Regions from separate parts of the Homo sapiens genome. Here region 2 is linked to region 1. Evidence: chromatin loops called from intact Hi-C (ENCODE). Cell type or tissue: A673. All regions are shown on one strand. Links, peaks and the distances in the headings refer to the core of each region. The heading gives the core; the rest is flanking DNA. Region 1 has its middle 910 kb from the start of CDH8-AS1. Region 2 holds the start of LOC105371302 (a long non-coding RNA gene).

Region 1 (8,793 bases), core at 205-8,204:
TAAAACTTGGGGAACAACGCTTTTTAAATCTTATCACACATTTACTATGTGTTAGAGACTCAGAAAAGGAAGAAGAATAAAATTTTGTTGAGATATTAGGTTGTTGCAAAAGTAATTAAAGTTCTTGTCATTAAAAGTAATGGCAAAGGAATAGATGTTGTAAATAAAATGCAAGGCAGAAATGAAACTGGAAGGGGTAAATGAGAGAGCCTGGAGGAAAACAATCCATTAGAAATCTTAGAAATTGTTGTATATATAATATATATATATATATACTATATATACACACACACACATATATCTGATTTTACATATAATTGATTATATGTGTGTGTATGATTAGTAACTCCAAACTGAAGAGTAAAGGAGAAAATCAGTGATTTTAAAAAGAGCAGTGAGAAATTCATTAAAAACTCAGCCAAAAAAGGCAAAAAATATATATTTTAAATGAAACATTTGGAGCAATGGAAAACAGACTGAATATTGCAATTCTATCTTGTAGGTGGTGTTTCACAAAGAGAAAATGGAGGGAAAGGTGTGGAAGCGACATTTAAAAAGGAATTTAAGTTTATGTTTCCACAAATGAGGAAGGCATTGTTTCCTAGCTCAAAGAGTTTCACTGAATCCCATGCAGCATAAACACACACAAAAATTTAGCCTAGACACATTTGAGTGAAACTATGGATTAGAGGAAACCTTACAATTTGCAGTAAATAAGGGATTATTATTGACACAGTGAAGTATACTAACAGCTGACTTTCATCAACAGTAATAGATGCCAGAGCATTATATGATATCATCTCTAAGTGAGCTCAGGAAAAATAAGAGACATATTAGCTAGTTTATTCTGCCTTTCATCTTGAAAGTTAAATGTATTTTTGAGAGTTAAGTAAATGACATCCATTCAGGAATCCTCAAAAAGAGAAATATAAAGAATGCACTTGAGTAAGAATAAGAGGAAATCCAGAAGGAAGTGAGACAAGATAGGAAAAAGCTGAGCAGAGTTAAAGGGGCTAATATTTTTTATGATTAAAAAAAGTAAAACTAAAGTTTCAGACAACAATAACAAACTATTACAGAATTTCCTAGTGCTGAAAATGTGCTAAAATGTTTACCATGTTTCGGTCAAGGTTAGAAATACCAAATGGCTAGGTTTGTTGATAGCCTTTTTTTTTTCAGTGTATTGTTTTTAAAGCAACATATTCACTAAAGAATAGAAATTCAAACTTTACTTATAGAACATATAAATAGAAATAAAGAAGAACCTAAAATTTTTAAATCAACAAATGATATAGGAGAAAAAAAGTGAAGAACAAAGAATGATCAACAGGCATCCTTAGTATATGTGTTAAATCAAAATATACAAATAATTATAAATATAATTATAGTATCATGAATTAGAGCCAGAAATTTTCTGATTAGATTTTTAAAGAATTCAACTATATTATGTTTCTAAGAGACATAATATTTCAAATTACACAAGGCAATAAAATTAAAGAGCTGGAAAAGACAATATCCATACAAACATTAAATAAATAGAGCTATGGAGACAATATTAATATCATAAAGACTGAAGTTTAGGAAACAGCATTAATAGAGATAAAAGATGTGAAACTTCTATGTTCTCCAACAGTAAATTTGTAATTGAACTGTTGTATATTTATAAAATAGAAATACTGTTAATCAGTAAAAATGAATAAAATATATCAACATGGATAAATATCCAATATAATTCTGTGCAGGAAGAAAAGGAGATTAATGCTACATACAGGATTATATAAAGTTAACAGCATTCAAAATACTTTAGAATGATAAACACAAATTTAGTACAATGGTTACCCTGCAGACAGGGACTCTGATAAGAGTTTAATTACAAAATCTTTGAAACAAGTGAAAACTCTAACAAAGTAGAGATAAGATAGTAAAATGTATTTTAATATCTCAGCACTTTGTGTGTATATGCATGCATGTATGTGTGTTTGTGTGTGTGTGTTGGATAGAGTAAGGACAAACTTCCTATTTGAATCTTCAACATATGTCTCTCCTGAGACTAGGACACCAAGCCATAATTAGCAATCCAGGCCACTAGGCAGAGGAATGAGGAAATCAATATGAGAAACCCCTTTCTGTAGAGGTTTCAACTCTCAGAGGCAGTGACTTGAGCTTTGCCGAGCTTGTTCAGCCCTTTACTAACCTCCCTTCTGCTCTGATTATTCTAGGCAGCTCATTCCCATCAGTCCCCCTCCTCACAGAGCTCCTCAGCGATAACACAAACCCAGTTTGCATCTGTCAGGCTCTGCCTGAAAAGCTCTAAATTCATACAAATGTCACTTCTCAGCCTGTAAAAGCCAAAGAAAGGTTCTTTCATTCAACAGATGGGCCACAGGCAAATAGTGAAAGAAGGGGTCCTGATGTTTTCCTTTTTCAGTAAGGTAATTTCAGTAATTTACTCTTACTTCCAAAACATTTGTTTTTCTTTTTTTTTTTTCACTTAATATTGGTGCTTACTTTCCCTCATGTGGCTTATAAATAGAACAATGGCAACCTTATTCAGATGATATCAATAGAAAGACAAGATGGTGCATTAGAAAAAGCTCAGACTTTGGTATTAAGTCCAGCTTTAAATCCCGGACCATCCACTTGACAGCTGGGTGTTTGGGAAGTTGTTTTTCTCCCAAGCTAAAGAGTCTTCACTTACTGGTTCTGCTTGGTCTGACTCTTCCACCAGCTAAGATGCATCTTGCTCCAGATTGCCCTTTGATTTTCTGTTTTTCTGCCACAACCATTTATATTTCCTTTTATGCTTCTCCTTGCCACAGTGACTTTGCACAAGCTCTAGCTTTGCTTGGAATGACACCCATCTCAAATCTCACTCCACTTCACGAAGTTAACCCTTATCCTGTCTTCAGACTGTGCCCGATCATCATTTTCTCAAGAGCACCTTTTGCACCTAGGTAAATTTCTTCTATAACATATTTTCAGAACCACATATCCATTAAAATATTACAAAACCATTTTTTCAGTGCTTATTTTATTAAATTCTGTCTGTACCACATAATGATGTAAAACTAGGAGTGTAGGAACCATTTTTACTTCATGCTTCCAGCACTTCATTGTCCTTCAGAACTAGTCCTTCACTCAAAACTTAACTGTCACTTGAAAGCACAGTGTACTACCTGCCTCTTACCGGTTCTTCCAGGCTGAGTCTGTGGAATAGCAAAGAACCAAAAGTTAATTCCTGCTACCAGAGCTCAGCAAAACTTCAGAAATAATAGTGTGAATGCTTTCGCTAATGAAAACACCTCGTTTGCTTTTTAAAAAATTAAACTTTATTTTCAAGTAGTTTTAGATATCTAGAAAAGTTACAAATATAGCATATGCATTCCCATATAAACTACACCCAGGTTCCCTTGTTGCTAACAACTTACATTGCTATGGTACATTCGTCATAACTAAGAATAAACATTAATATGTGAGTGTTAAAGTCCATGCTCTATTAATATTTCTTTTGTTTTTACTTATGTCTTTTTTTGTTGTTCCTGGACCCCATCCAAGATATCACATTACTTTTTTTTTTTTTTTGAGACAGAGTCTCTCCCCGTCACCCAGGCTGGAGTGCTGATCTCAGCTCCCTGCAACCTCTGCCTCCCTGGTTCAAGTGATTCTCCTGCCTCAGCCTTGCAAGTAGCTAGGATTACAGGTGCCTGCCACCATGCCCGGCTACTTTTTTTGTATTTTTAGTAGCGAAGGGCTTTCACCATGTTGACCAGGCTGGTTTCGAACTCCTAGCCTCAAGTGATCTGCCCACCTCGGCCTTCCAAAGTGCTGGGATTACAGGCGTGAGCCACCATGCCCGACCTCACATTACATTTAGTTCTCATGTTTCCTAAGGCTCCGCTAGGCGGTGACAGTTTCTCAGTTATTGTTTTTGATGACACTGACAGTTTTGAGGAGTACTGGTTAAGTATTCTGAAGGATGCTTTTCAATTTCAGTTTGATAGTTTCCTCAATCAAACTGGAATAATGGGGTTTTGAGGGAGGAAAACCACATAGATGAAGTTTTTTTTAATCACATTACATCAAAGCTACATGCTGTTGATATGTTGACAATGATCATTCGGCTGCTTCTTGACTAAAACGTTACTCTTTTCTCCCTTTTCCAAACAGCACTTTTGAGCAGGAAGTTGCTATGAAGTACTGATCCTGAAAAGTGGGGAATTCAGCTTCACCTATTTGAGGATGAACAGTGTATCTAAATTATGTTCAATTCTTCTGCATGGAAGATTTGTCTCTTTTTCTCTAATTATTTATTTATTAAATCATTTATTTATATTGGTATAAACTCATGGATATTTATTTGTTTTCCCTATGGAAAACTCTGGTTAATTTGTACTAATCTATACCGCTTAAAAGTACTGAGATATTTTTATGTGTACTCAGAGCTAACATTCCACATACCTCCATGGTCCACAGTATCATAGCACATCAAATCTGCTCAAGATAACTTTACGTCATAGCACATTGAAACATACCAGGGTATACTGGTCTGACTTCAGAAAATATTTATAATTCTTCCTTCCCCCCATATTAGACTAATACAATTTTCATCCTCCTCTTTCCTTTTTCTCTGACTTTTTATTGCTGCACAACAAATTACCTCAAAACTTAATGGCATAGTTCTGGCACTTGTTGCTTTCCTGGAATGGGATTTTGTGGATCTGGAATTCCAGTAGGGCACAGCAGAGATGACTTGTTTCTGTCTCCCTATATCTGCGACCTCAGCTGGAAGACTCAACGCCTGGGAGGGGTGACTTTTATGACTACAGGTTGGAATTACCTGCAGCCTTGTTCACTTAGGTGTCTCACAGTTCATGCTGGATGTTAGCTGGGAACTCAGCTGAGTTTGTCATTTAGAACAACTATATCTACCCTCTCTACATAGTTTGGGATTCCTCATAATGATGACTAGATTGCAAAGATGAGCTTATCAGAGAGAGAGACAGACAGACAGGCAGACAGGCAGACAGGTGGAAGAGGTGTCACCTTTCATAACCCAGCTAAGCTGTCACATAGTGTCATTGATTTCCATGATACCTGATTAGTTAAACCACTAACAAAAGTATACCCAGGTTCTAGGGGAGGAGACATACATTTCACCTTTTGATGGACATAGGAAAGTATGTGGGATTAAAAATAGTTTTATAGCCATTTTTGGAAAATAAAATCTAGCACTCCCTCTTAGAATTGCTTATTAGAACCATTTGGGTTCACTAGATGCTATAATTCTGAGTTTATGGTGCCTATTGGCCAAAATGTCTCCAAATGCTTAACTCTTATTCAACAACCATTCCTTAGACTTGTGTCATTTTGTTTAATCCACTACTACATTTAACTAATCATGCACCCTCCAAGTCTTCCTTCAGCTTCCACCTGCATTGCCCCATTGCATTGATGCCCTAGAGGGCTTCTTATCCAAGAACATCATCACAGCAAAAAAACAAAAAAGTCATTAGCAATAATTTAATAATTTTTAAATATAACCAAAAATAAATGAGGGAATAGACTTTTGCAAGTAGTTTTTAAGTGGAAAAATATCACCAACAATTGGGAAAAAAGTCTCTTACTTACCAGAGAGGCACAATAGGCATGCAGTATTGGAGGATGATAAAGGAAACTTAACTGACCTTCACCCAAAAAACCCTACTGTGAGAAAATTAACTTATTTAACTTATTGGCAAGAAGAAGGCAATCTTGACACTGTAATATTGATGGCTGTATAAAATAAAATTGGAGTGAAACTGTGAACATACATAATCCAGACCAGTGAATTAATGCCAGTAGGAGGTTAGAATGCAAATCATTAGTTTCCCCAAAACCTCTAGCAAGTATATCACAAATAGAACTTATTTCACATGGTTAGAAAATTAACAGTAAACTGCTTATTTAAATCATAGGAGAAATGTCACTTTGTAAACGAAAGATATTTAGCTGTATGGATATTCCTCTTCCCTGGTTTCTTTGCTTCCTACTGAAACTGAAAACACATGACAAGCCCCCTACTTCAGCAGTGATGCTCAATATTGCTAATGCTCCTAATAAAGTCAATTTTACTTTGAAGAGTTTTAGAGAACTTCCAAATGCTGAATCTTCAAACTGCTTGAATTAGGACACATACACGAATCTGAAATAAACTCTGATGCTCAATTCACACATTAAAGACCTTCCTTCTTAATTTAGACTTACCTTACACCTCTGGATTCACTTTACTATTGCTGTTCCAAAATATATTTATTCTGGAATTTTCTAATAGTGGTTGATATTTCTTCAAAGTGTTTGTTAAAACTTTAAAAACTTTAAATTGTATACTTGGATATTTAAGCATTTGAAAAATGGTTTTCCCAAAGTTGTTATAGCCTGTAACAATTCCACCATGAGATATACACACACAGGCATACACATGCATACATGCAAGTACGTGTGTATGACAGACTATATATGTTTGTGTGTGTTTATACACACACACTCTTTATGTTTATATGTATACATACAAAGAAATATAGTACATGTACATCTTTGTGTGTGTGTGTGTGTGTGTGTGTGTGTGTGTGAGAGAGAGAGACAGAGACAGAGTGAAGCTGGTAGAAAACTTGGAGTTTTGTTCAGTATTGTTTTCTAGCTCATAGAATCATTCACAATATAAATATCAATATGGCCAACAAATTATTTAAGTTTTTTATTTCTAGAATATAATTTGTTCTTTATTGCATTGTATGAATAAAGATTAATTTTAAGAAAATATATCAAACTCCTTATAAATGAGGATATTGGCATAACATTGCCATAGATTCATGAAAATGTCAAATTTGGGCTGTATTATTGTTGCAAAAATTTTAAAAATAATTTTTATAGAATTGATTTGAGATTCATTGTTGGTATATTCTGTCTCATTATTCAACCAAAATGCATTCAATTTTTAAAATTCAGAGAACAACCGTCTGGTATGTTTTATTTTATACTATTTAAACCCCTTCATTATCCAATGAAATAAAATTCCTATATAACAGTTGCAAAGTCTTTAAAGTGTTTATCTTACAATCATTGATAGATTGTTTTTAACCTATCCAAATGTTATTATCTAATCTTGATTTGTATTAAATATAGCAAACAGTCATTTTCTTTAACATTCTTGTCTTCTAAATAATTTATATTTTAGGTTGGTGCAAATGTAATTGTGGTTTTTCCTATTACATTCAATGGCAAAAAACGCAATTACATTTGCACCAACCTAATAGATATTTTAAAACATGCATATGTATGAATATAAATGTATACCATGTTTTAGAATGGTTTGTATAAGAAAATCCAGTTAGGGTTGAAAATATCTAGTTAGGATTGATAATGCATTATATATGGTATATGCATTGGTATACATTTTAAAAATATTTTAAGCCTGGAATTGTTTTGTAAAAAACAAATTGAGCTTCTAGATGTTTCTCAGTCCACTGAACGGTTTCTCCATCCTCTAGGGAACAATTTTAATTTGAAATATTTAGTAAGTTCAGTTTTATGACTGTGCCACAACACGAGCAATTTTATTGAAATAGAAAGGGAAGAATAAAAATATTCAATAATTATTTTATTGATTTGGAGGCAATGAATTATTCATGGTTTCAAAGTATCTGTGTATAATTCTAATTACCTGCTTTTAAAGGATATGAGACCCGCTGAAAGTACATTAACAATTTTGATTGAACACCTGCTCCCTGGTAGAATATAGCAGGCATTAGAACCAAAATCCACTGTTTGTGTATGAATGTGTGCAAATGTGTGTGTGTATGTGTGTGTTTCTGATTTTCGGGGTGATCATGATATACTGTGCTTTGTTGGCATCTGATACCATGCTTTGATAGTTGTAAAAATAGGTCATTCAAGGTGATATAGCCAAATTATTCCCGACTCAAATGCATTATGCATTTTCTAACTATCTCTATTCATTTGTAGCTGTGACATACATTTTGAAGCATTAGAAATGCTTCCTGAGAAGGTTTCCTGAGACAAGGACTTGCTTATATACTTCTGCATTATTTTCAGTGACTAGTGGATAAAATCATAGTCTTATGTCTGCTATTATCCAGGTGTGAACCGAGGATTTTGGACTCAATGCCCTCACCCCCATCTACACCTGTAGGTCAGCTGCTATCACAGTGGTAGCACCATCATCCACTTAGTTAATTGGCCAAATTATTTAACTCGAAAAATTTCAGGGTCAAAGTTGGCTTAAGGAAGCTGGCAACACTGAATTATGTGATAGTTCTGGGCAATCCTACTGACTTTATTATTTTTAAAATTTCTTACCTTTCTTCACATCCCCCTGCTAGTAGCTTAATTCATTGGCATTTTCATGGGAACTTTACTGAAATTGCAGCCAGTCTCTTTATTCATGTTTCTTATCTGTTGCTTCTTTTTCATGTCACATTCAGGTGGTAAATTTGGTATAGTGAGCGCTTTTCATGCCATCCTCCCTTCTGAACCCTTGACATTGCAGAGCCCTGGCTTTAGGACAGTCTCTTAATGTGACTTACAATGTCTACAACGTCTTCTCTGATCTTTTTTTCTATGTCTCTGCCTTATTTCTCAGCAATTTTTCCCTTGAATTCTATGATCTCATTTTATCAAACATCTAGTTTTCCTGAATAACCATACTTTCTTTTCACTAGGCCCTTATACTGTTACTTCTTTCACTGTGAATACCTTACTTCTTACTCTCAACTCAAAAAAAAAATGTATTTGTTC
Region 2 (8,793 bases), core at 344-8,343, 360 kb after region 1:
TTAGCTTAGTTGTTATCAAATGTAATCTTTGAGAAAAAAAAGCACAATATTTTAAATTTACTTTTATTACTAAGAATCATCCAACCTTCAAAATGATTTTAATTCACACAGATTATTTTCCCTAAATAATAAGCATAATACCTTATATTAGTGAGTTAATTTGTTCATAAGATACCATGTATAGGATAGACGATAGAGCAAAGACTTAAAATGAAAAGAAAAGCATCCCTTCTTACAGTTGTTTGTCCTTTAACATTTCACCTAGTGCTGTTAGCAATAATCTGTGAAATACAAGACATTTGGCAGGGAGAGTAACTCCTTCATTAGGGTCCAAACTATGAAAGAATCTTGTCATATCAAAGAATTAACAGAAGTAAAATTTCCACTGCCCTGTGTTTTGAAACTTTCTGTCCTGAAATGGCTCAGAACTGAATTTCAGGCATCCTTTATAGGCACATACAATTTAATAGTTCAGGAGCAGGAGACGCACTGATATCTTTACCAAATGGCATTTAGTGTAATATTTAATAATACATAGCTGGCTTCACCTGAAAAAGTATTTTCAAAACCAGGAAATAACTGTGCTGCAGGCTTAGTATTATTAATATGATTTTATTCCATCCTCAAAATCTTCATAAGACTTTGGTTTGGGAGCTCCATTGAGTATCAGGTTCCCCAAAGGGAGGTTTGAAGTGAGTCTACCAAGTCTATCTTCTATCTACAGTGAGAAGGACAGTAACCTTTTGCAAAAGGAGTTCTGGAATGCCTTTGTGAGACAGATTGGTGATAACACTTCTCTCCTTGTGCTTTTCTCCCTGCTTTGGGATTTTATAAAATAACTTGCTTATGGTCCCAGAAGGGTTGGCAATTGAGGCAAGAGCTGAACTCAGCCCCCATCCCAGTTTCCAGGCTTTGTCTTTGACAGTTTCTAACAGCTCATAAATGGTCTTGATGCTGAAACTTTCCTTAGAGGCTTTTTTGAAAAGGAGCAATTGAGGATGTTTGATGAATTCTTATTACCGCAGCTTCCTTTTTCTCCAATGTGTTGTACAGTCATGCAGTCAACAGTAAAATGTATAAGTGCACATAAATGATCCCTCTATTGTGAAAATCACAGCAGAAGACAAGCAATTATGTGGGGGAGTACATTAGGTAATACTGTTTTGCTTAGTTTCGGAGCCTCGGCTTTATTCCGTGTGTTGAACTCAATTTCCATATTACTCAGAAGACATTGATCATTACTAGCCTAAGTAAATATTCATTTTGATTGTCTCAGCAGGCATTCTCTGTGGTCATGTTTTAAATCCTCATACAAGCAAAAGGAAACATTTGATAGATATTTTGGCTGGTGTCTGCCATTACAAAACATACCCAAGCAGGTGTAGAATAATGATAGCATATGAAAAAAGGCCATGTAAACAATATATTGTATTGCCAAAGTAATGCACTCGGTTTATCTCATTTGACCATCCAAAGAATATGTAAAAATAAAATTGCATTCTTAAACCCACGTTAGGGGTGAGTAAAATAGAGCACACAGTATGTGAGGTATGTTGGCATTCCCATGGCTAATAAGAAGTTCTGCTGCAAATTGAATTCAGAAAACTGATGTGCTTAATACAGTGATGATTCAAATAAGAATTAGGTATTATTAATTTGTTCCATCTCTTTCCCTTTGTCTCTGTCTTCGATGTTCTCTCTCTCTCTCCTTTACTGTCATGCAACAGATAAAGAGAAAGCTACAGAGAATATAAGAACATAGAAAGCTCTTTAACAAGACCCCTTAAAACCTGCTCCAACCTAATTCTCAGCCTCAGTACCACTCTGATACACCTACTTGGTAAAACCCCACTTTCCAAGCTCTCAAATTTCCCAAACTGGTTGCATCATGACACTGTGTCCTGGTACATATCACTTCCTTTTGCATATTTCTGAATTCTACCCTTTGCCTTGAAAATACCTCATCTTCAATTATAGACACCTACAAAGGCTTCTGCTGAGTGGCCCCACAGGACTTTGGTCATTATTAACCTTTGTAATTGTTGTACTGTGATATACTGGATTTTCTAGTAAACTCAGGTCCTACAAGACAACTACAAAATATTTTAATCATTTTTTTCCTCAGCATCTAATCTATTTATTAAGCATTGGTTTAATTCAAGAGGTCCAGCCCCATCCGGGAACTCCTCCACAGGCAAATTTAAAATCCTTCTTGAACTCAGGGTTATTATAGAATTTCCAAAATATTGAGACATTTATAATGAAAATAGCCTATAAATCAATTGCTTCACACACACACAAACACACACAGTTAGGTAACTCTTAATATGCTTATGTAACAACTAATATGTCCATTTTCCAGATAGGGGAATCACCTTCAGAAAATAATCTAAGTTACTCTATTTGCATAGCTAATGCTAAGCAAAAAATGAAGCCTAGGCAGGCTGATTCAGGGTGCTACGCATATTCACATATATATTTTTTTAATCGATAAACACAATAATCTTCCATGCACTGATTTAGTTTCTGTACCACTTTTTAAAGCAGAACTGCACCAGCCACTGTATTCTGCTTTGTTATTCTCAACAATATGATACTTTAAGATCAGAGAAGGCACATACTGAGACCAGAGAAGTAGGCCAGGCCCAGTGGCTCACGCCTGTAATCCCAGCAGATTGGGAGGCTGAGGCAGGCAGATCACTTGAGCTCAGGAGTTCAAGACCAGCCTGGCTAACAGGGTGAAACTTTGTCTTTACTAAAAATTACAAAAATTAGCCAGGTGTAGTGGTGCATGACTGTAATCTCAGCTACTCAGGAGGCTGAGGCATGAGAATCACTCGAGCCTGGCAGGCGGAGGTTCTGATGAGCTGAGATCAAGCCACTGCACTCCAGCCTGGGCGACTAATTGAGACTCTGTTTCAAAAACAAAAAAACAAAAACAAAAACAAAACAAAACAAAAACAGAGAAGTAAAGTAACTTACTCAAGGTCATGCTCCTAGAAACAAGTGTTGGAACAACAATTTGAGTTTCAGCCACTCTGAGTGCAAATCCTGAGGTTTTGCACATACCTTATCCTCAGTGGGAGGCATATTATTATCCAAAGAATCATGATAAATGGAAATATGAATACAATACAACACTACTTCTTATAGCGCTCAGGCTGGTATATCTGCATACAATCACATTTCTTAGAAATATGATGAATCTTTTTGTGTGCATGATTACAGTGATAATAATTTTCCTTCATAAGAGAGGTTGGTTGTCTTTAATTTGCTCACATTCAAGCAATAGCAAATGGTTACCTCTGTACTTTCAAAGTATTTCTTTTTTTTCCTCTTTCCTGTTTCCAGATGGTTTCCTGATTCCTATCAGAATTAGTGTCTGTTGATTACACACTTTTCTCTTGGTGATTCTGCTCTGTGAGTCATTATTCCTAGTGGCCATCCAAACAATTCCACCAAGTGTCACATTTTGCCTAAATTGATACTAAAGCCGTTTAGCATAAGCTAATTAAAGCTTGGCTGTCCTTCCTGAACACGCCACATGACTGATGGCTATGAGCTCTATCGTCATTACAGAGCACATTACTTTTGTAGGTGTGCCTTATAAAGCATTCCACAGCTATCTGTTATATTTTCAGGAGTATGTAGTCTAGTATATGTATTATGTTTAAGAAGAATAGTGATTTTAAATAATGCTAGAATAACAGGATTTGGAACTCCTATCTACAGTTCTTTCCAAATTTTGGCCTCCTTCCCTTTCTCTTCTGATTTCCCTATCTTCTTGTTCTCACAGGTGGAGTGTGGAAAACATGAAACATTTCCTGAAAATGAAATAATAGTATCTGTCAAATGAAATCAAATTCACTAACTCTGCAAGACTAAATGCAATTTTTGAGGTAAATTTTAAATTTTTAAGTGCTTATTTTTAAGAAAGGTTGTGTTCATTCTATTAATCTTTGTTCCAGACATCACAGATTACTCAAATAAGCTGTTACTTGCTAGTGATTTTGGTTTTGAATATTTTCTGGAGAACGGGTTATAGAGTTTAAATTATAAGAGTCTTCTTCAGACAATAATAGTTTTTAATGCTCCTCCTTCTCTGCAAGAATATGATTGGTTGAGTGGGTTGCAGAAAAACTTGGTTTTTAGTTTTGTATAAGAGGAACTCTTAGAATTAGTGAATTGAGTCTTCTCACTGCAGTTGAACAAATTGCTGCCTTAGAAGCAAATGTAATACAAAGAGGGAGGGAGTGGGGAAAGTGGGCTATGGTATCAAAATTGGCTTCAGTTTACTCATGTATAAAATGGGCAGAATGTTATTACCAACTCCTAGGAACAGTGTGAGGAGTCTATACAATAATGCATATACAGGGTTTAGTGCAATTTCTGGAACTTAGTAAGTGTCCACTGAATTAAAGGGATGATGTTGAAGATGAGAGAAGAGGTGAGCACAGTTTCATAATATACCCCCTCTAGTTCTTGTCTTGTCCTACTACGCCACCTAGTAGGACCAAGAACAAGATAGGCTAGTCCTCACTAATGGTCTGCCTTTGTTTTGTGCACAGTTGAAAATGCCTAAGCAAATCTTTTCTAGGTTTCTGCACAACATTGTGAATAAAAACACCTACTTACCTCTTATTCCAAAACCCTCCTTTGTCTCTGTCCTGAAACTCCATTGCTTGCAGAATAGACGAGGTGGTTGAAAATCTGTCTGTCAAATCTGTGAGAGAAAACTGGATTTATTTGCAGTAGTTGAGGATGGGGAAACAAGCAAAATATTTAGTTCCATGGGCCAGGCAAAGTTCTAGCATTGCTCTGCAATGACATTTAAAACCCTTAGCAGTCACCATATGATGTGCTTGATTGGTCTTCTATCTACCTACTCACTTCTTTATTCTCCCTTTACTACTCTGTAGCATAAGTGTTGCTATGCACAGTTAACTGGTCTCCAAGATTCCCTTCCCACACGGTGGCCCTTTGTTTTCCAGTGAAGCCTCCTACCTTGTCGATTGTATATCTGTTTACATTCACACCGTTCTTAGCATTCTGCGGAGAGCCAAGCACTGCTCTTGCTACCAGGGAACAGGTGTGGGTAGAATCTGTTTTGAAAAAATGCACAGTGAAGATGGAACCAACAATTGCAGCTAATGGTGTTCTTTACATGTACTCCTGCTAAATGTAGAAGAATGAGAAACAAGATTAAAAAGCCATATGTAGTTTGCAGATGAATATAAACATTACACGTTTGCATATCATTTACTGATGTCACCATGTCATCTGGTCTATTTTGCCTTAAACCTATGCCTTAAATCTGTCCGCTGTTCTATATTTCCTCTGCTTTACAGTGGACTCTCCCTCATTCATGGCCCATGAATGCAAGCAACAGAAAACAATACTAGTCTCATTAAGAAATAGAAAATTTAGACAAATGGTGTCCTTTGCTCCAAAGTCGATGAGAATCTGAAAGACTCTTTGTGCACAGTTGAAAATGTCTAAGCAAATCTTTTCTAGGTTTCTGCACAACGTTGTGAATAAAAATACCTACTTACCTCTTATTCCAGAATGGGAAATTTAGACTGGGAAAATTACAAGGCAGAACAATGGCCTTTCAAGGGCATGAAGTCTTCCAAGAATAGTGTTCTAGAACTGCAGGCACCACCACTGCCAGGGTGGTTCTGCGTTAGGTGAGAGTGGATCTTAACACTTCTTTGACTTTATGTGTCTCAGTCCTTTGAGACTCAAAGTCCTAGTGGAGCATACTAATGGCTGAACTTAAGTTAAGGGTTGAGCTCCGATTGTGATAAGACAAAAAAGAGAAAGATTCTACTCCCTGTTCAGACTGCAGATCAGGAAGCATGCACTATATCTCTGGAATGTACACAGAATGGAGTTCCTCCAAATTAAGAGAGGAATATTAATTGCATACTGGACAGTTTAAAAAAGTAAAATATTTCTACTTCCACTGACTGTTTTGTTATTTTTTTTCGTCTTTCTCCCCAATGAATTCTGCATGCTGGGTTCAGAGTAAGCATTATAAAATGAATATAAAGACTGGAAGCTCTTTTTCATTCTCTTTGAATTGTGCTTTATAGGGGTATAAACTCTTTAGGATGGTTTGCAAAACCTTTTTTCCATATGACCCTGAAAATGACTCCTACCTAATTTTTTTTTTTTAAGACAGGTTTTTCACTCCAGTTGTCCTGGCTGGAGTGCAGTGGCACAACCGTGGCTCACTGCAGCCTCGACTTTGTGGGCTAAAGTGGTCCTCCCACCTGAGCCTCTGGAGTAGCTGTGGCTACAGACACGCCCCACCCTGTCTGGCTAATTTTTTAACACTTTTAGTAGAGGTGGGGTTTTGCCATGTTGCCCAGGCTGGTCTCGAACTCCTGGGCTCAAGGAATCTTCCTGCCTTGGCCACCCAAAGTGCTGGGAAAACAAGCATAAGCCACTGTACCTGGCCTCCTACCTAATCTTCTCCCAATGCCAGACTCTGAAGGACATCCTTCAAGGTTTAATTAAAATGTTCACTCTTCCTTAAACATGCTATTCCTTTCACAATCTATGTGGTTTGCTCAGGTCGCTGTTTCTCTGGTTAATTAAATTTAAAACTCCTACTTATTTAAGACCCACTCAGAGATTTCTTCTTACATCAGTGCATTTCTTGGCTAACATAAAGATGTAAGTTGGCATTTCCACCTCAGGATTCTCAAAAAAAAATTATGAACAGGTAGCTGTAATGACCCTTAGACAAGTAAACAGAAAAAATGCTACGTTGAGTCTTAACCAGATTTTAGCAACTTGAAGACAATCTTTTTTTTTTTTTTTTTTTTTTTTGAGACAGAGTCTCGCCCTGTTGCCCAGGCTGGAGTGCAGTGGCACGATCTTGGCTCACTGCAACCTCCGTCCCCCGGGTTCAAGCAATTCTCCTGCCTCAGCCTCCTGAGTAGCTGGGATTACAGGCACACACCTCCACGCCTGGCTAATTTTTTGTATTTTAGTAGATACAGGGTTTCACCGTATTGCCAAAGCTGGTCTTGAACTCCTGAGCTCAGGCAACCCACCTGTCTCAGCCTCCCAGAGTGCTGGGATTACAGGTTTGAGCCACCGTGCCTGGCTCCATTTTTTTACTTCCATTAAGAATACAGAATAGTTGGGATAGGCAAGATAATGAGGGTATTAAAGTGTTATAGGAGATGGTTACACAACTGAGTGATGAAACATTTTTAAATTCTGACAGGAAAATAAGTACATACATTGGGAAATATTAGAGGCAGAAGAATAATTTAGAAAGTAGTTCAGATAATAGATTATTGGTAGCAGCAATGAAGGTGAAAAAGAGGAAGAAAAAGAGATATTAGGTTGAGAAAACTGAGAGAATTGGGGTTTAAATTCAGCATCCAGAATGTTTACATTGAAATTCATTTAAGTCAACTTTTAAAAATTTAGCTTGTGTGAGACCTTTTAACTGCAAATCCCTACCTCTATCCCAAATTGATTGTTCAGGCAAGTTGTTTATGTCAGGAAATGACACAACGTGGTGGAAACACCAACATCTGTTTCTGACAACTTGCAACTAACCCTCAGCCACACAGCGAAGAGATTTTGAGACCTCTGGATGATCCACATCATGGGGCATTGACACGGAAATATCAATTTCTGAATCTTATCTCACAATAATTCTACACTGGGGGCTTTGAGCATGAAGATTCATCCTGGAGATAATTGCAGTGAACGAGAGTTATACCTTGGAAGATAAGATCCTATCATCAGTATGGTGACTGACAGTAAATTATAGTGGTGTTGATGACACATCTATAATTACATTACAAATATTTATCTCCCAGAAATCCTTCCTGAATCGCTTCTCATATATGACTTCTCCTCCCCTCCTTTCCTCTGCTGAGATCAATTGCGATTGACATCAAATTTCTAGTCTAAAAAAAAGCTAATTTGATTAAAACTTGGATAATAAATGATCACTTGCGCTGAAGGCAGTTCTTCCTGGTTTTTAAAGGCTCCTCTGTAAATAAAGTAGAAAATACGGGTAGAAATGTCGTCTTACTGAAATCCGCATAAACAGAAAAGGAATTGCTGAGAAAGTTCTCCAGCTGCAACATTAAACTTAACCAACTATTTGTTGTGCAGTTTTACAATTTAACATGCATTTGAGCTCTGGTGACATGTGCTGGGCACATGGGTTAGTTACTGAGGTCATAATCACATCCAAATTAATTTTCGAATTTTGTCAGTTCTATAAAATAATCTTTCAATTTCTATGAAATAATCTCTTAACTCTATCCCTTTGTATCTAATTGTATTAGGCTAGCTGCTTTTTAACATTGTTCACCTGGATTATTGCAACAACTCTTTGGCCTTTATGACTCCAATTGATATGTTTTGCTATTATAGTAGATCCAATCATAGGCATTTTGACAAAGATATCTATGTTTAGAAGGTAAGATGGATTTTTATTGCCTACTAATTATCTGAAATCCAAACTCCCTACTCCGGCCTCTATCTAGTGTGTAATGAGAATTCACTGTTTGTCAGTTCTGTGGTTTATAATAGAAATTAGGACTGTCAAATAAGGTATCCATTTTTAATCCCAACTTGTAGGAAAAGCAATTTCAGGTTTACCCTTATTACTTCAAATTGCATCCCACAACAATGTTATGACCCAGGTACAATTATTATGCTATGGATACAGGTGAGAAAACTGAGCACAAAAAAGTTATACCAAATCACATTCTCACAAACCAGCACAGTTGCTATTCAAATGCGTGCTGTAGT

What was found. A loop is a pair of places that touch in the nucleus more often than their neighbours do. Peaks named below come from ENCODE experiments on the same cell type or tissue, not always from the same donor. Only the 100,000 strongest peaks of a DNase experiment are listed, where the experiment ranks them.
Region 2: it touches region 1 in a loop (12-fold over the local background); 1 of 110 quality-filtered maps calls a loop at or near these places.

The regions. Positions count from the first base shown.
Region 1 is chr16:61,003,980-61,012,772 of GRCh38, forward strand. No RefSeq gene overlaps it. Among named protein-coding and RNA genes, the nearest start is that of CDH8-AS1, 910 kb to the right of the region's middle. In A673, for the core only: a CTCF peak has its summit at 3,885; a DNase peak (open chromatin) is centred at 3,912.
Region 2 is chr16:61,361,702-61,370,494 of GRCh38, forward strand. It overlaps LOC105371302 (a long non-coding RNA gene), which reads left to right and starts at 3,803. Exons shown (of 3, transcript XR_933656.1): 1 at 3,803-3,899. In A673, for the core only: a CTCF peak has its summit at 4,513; DNase peaks (open chromatin) are centred at 1,080 and 4,500.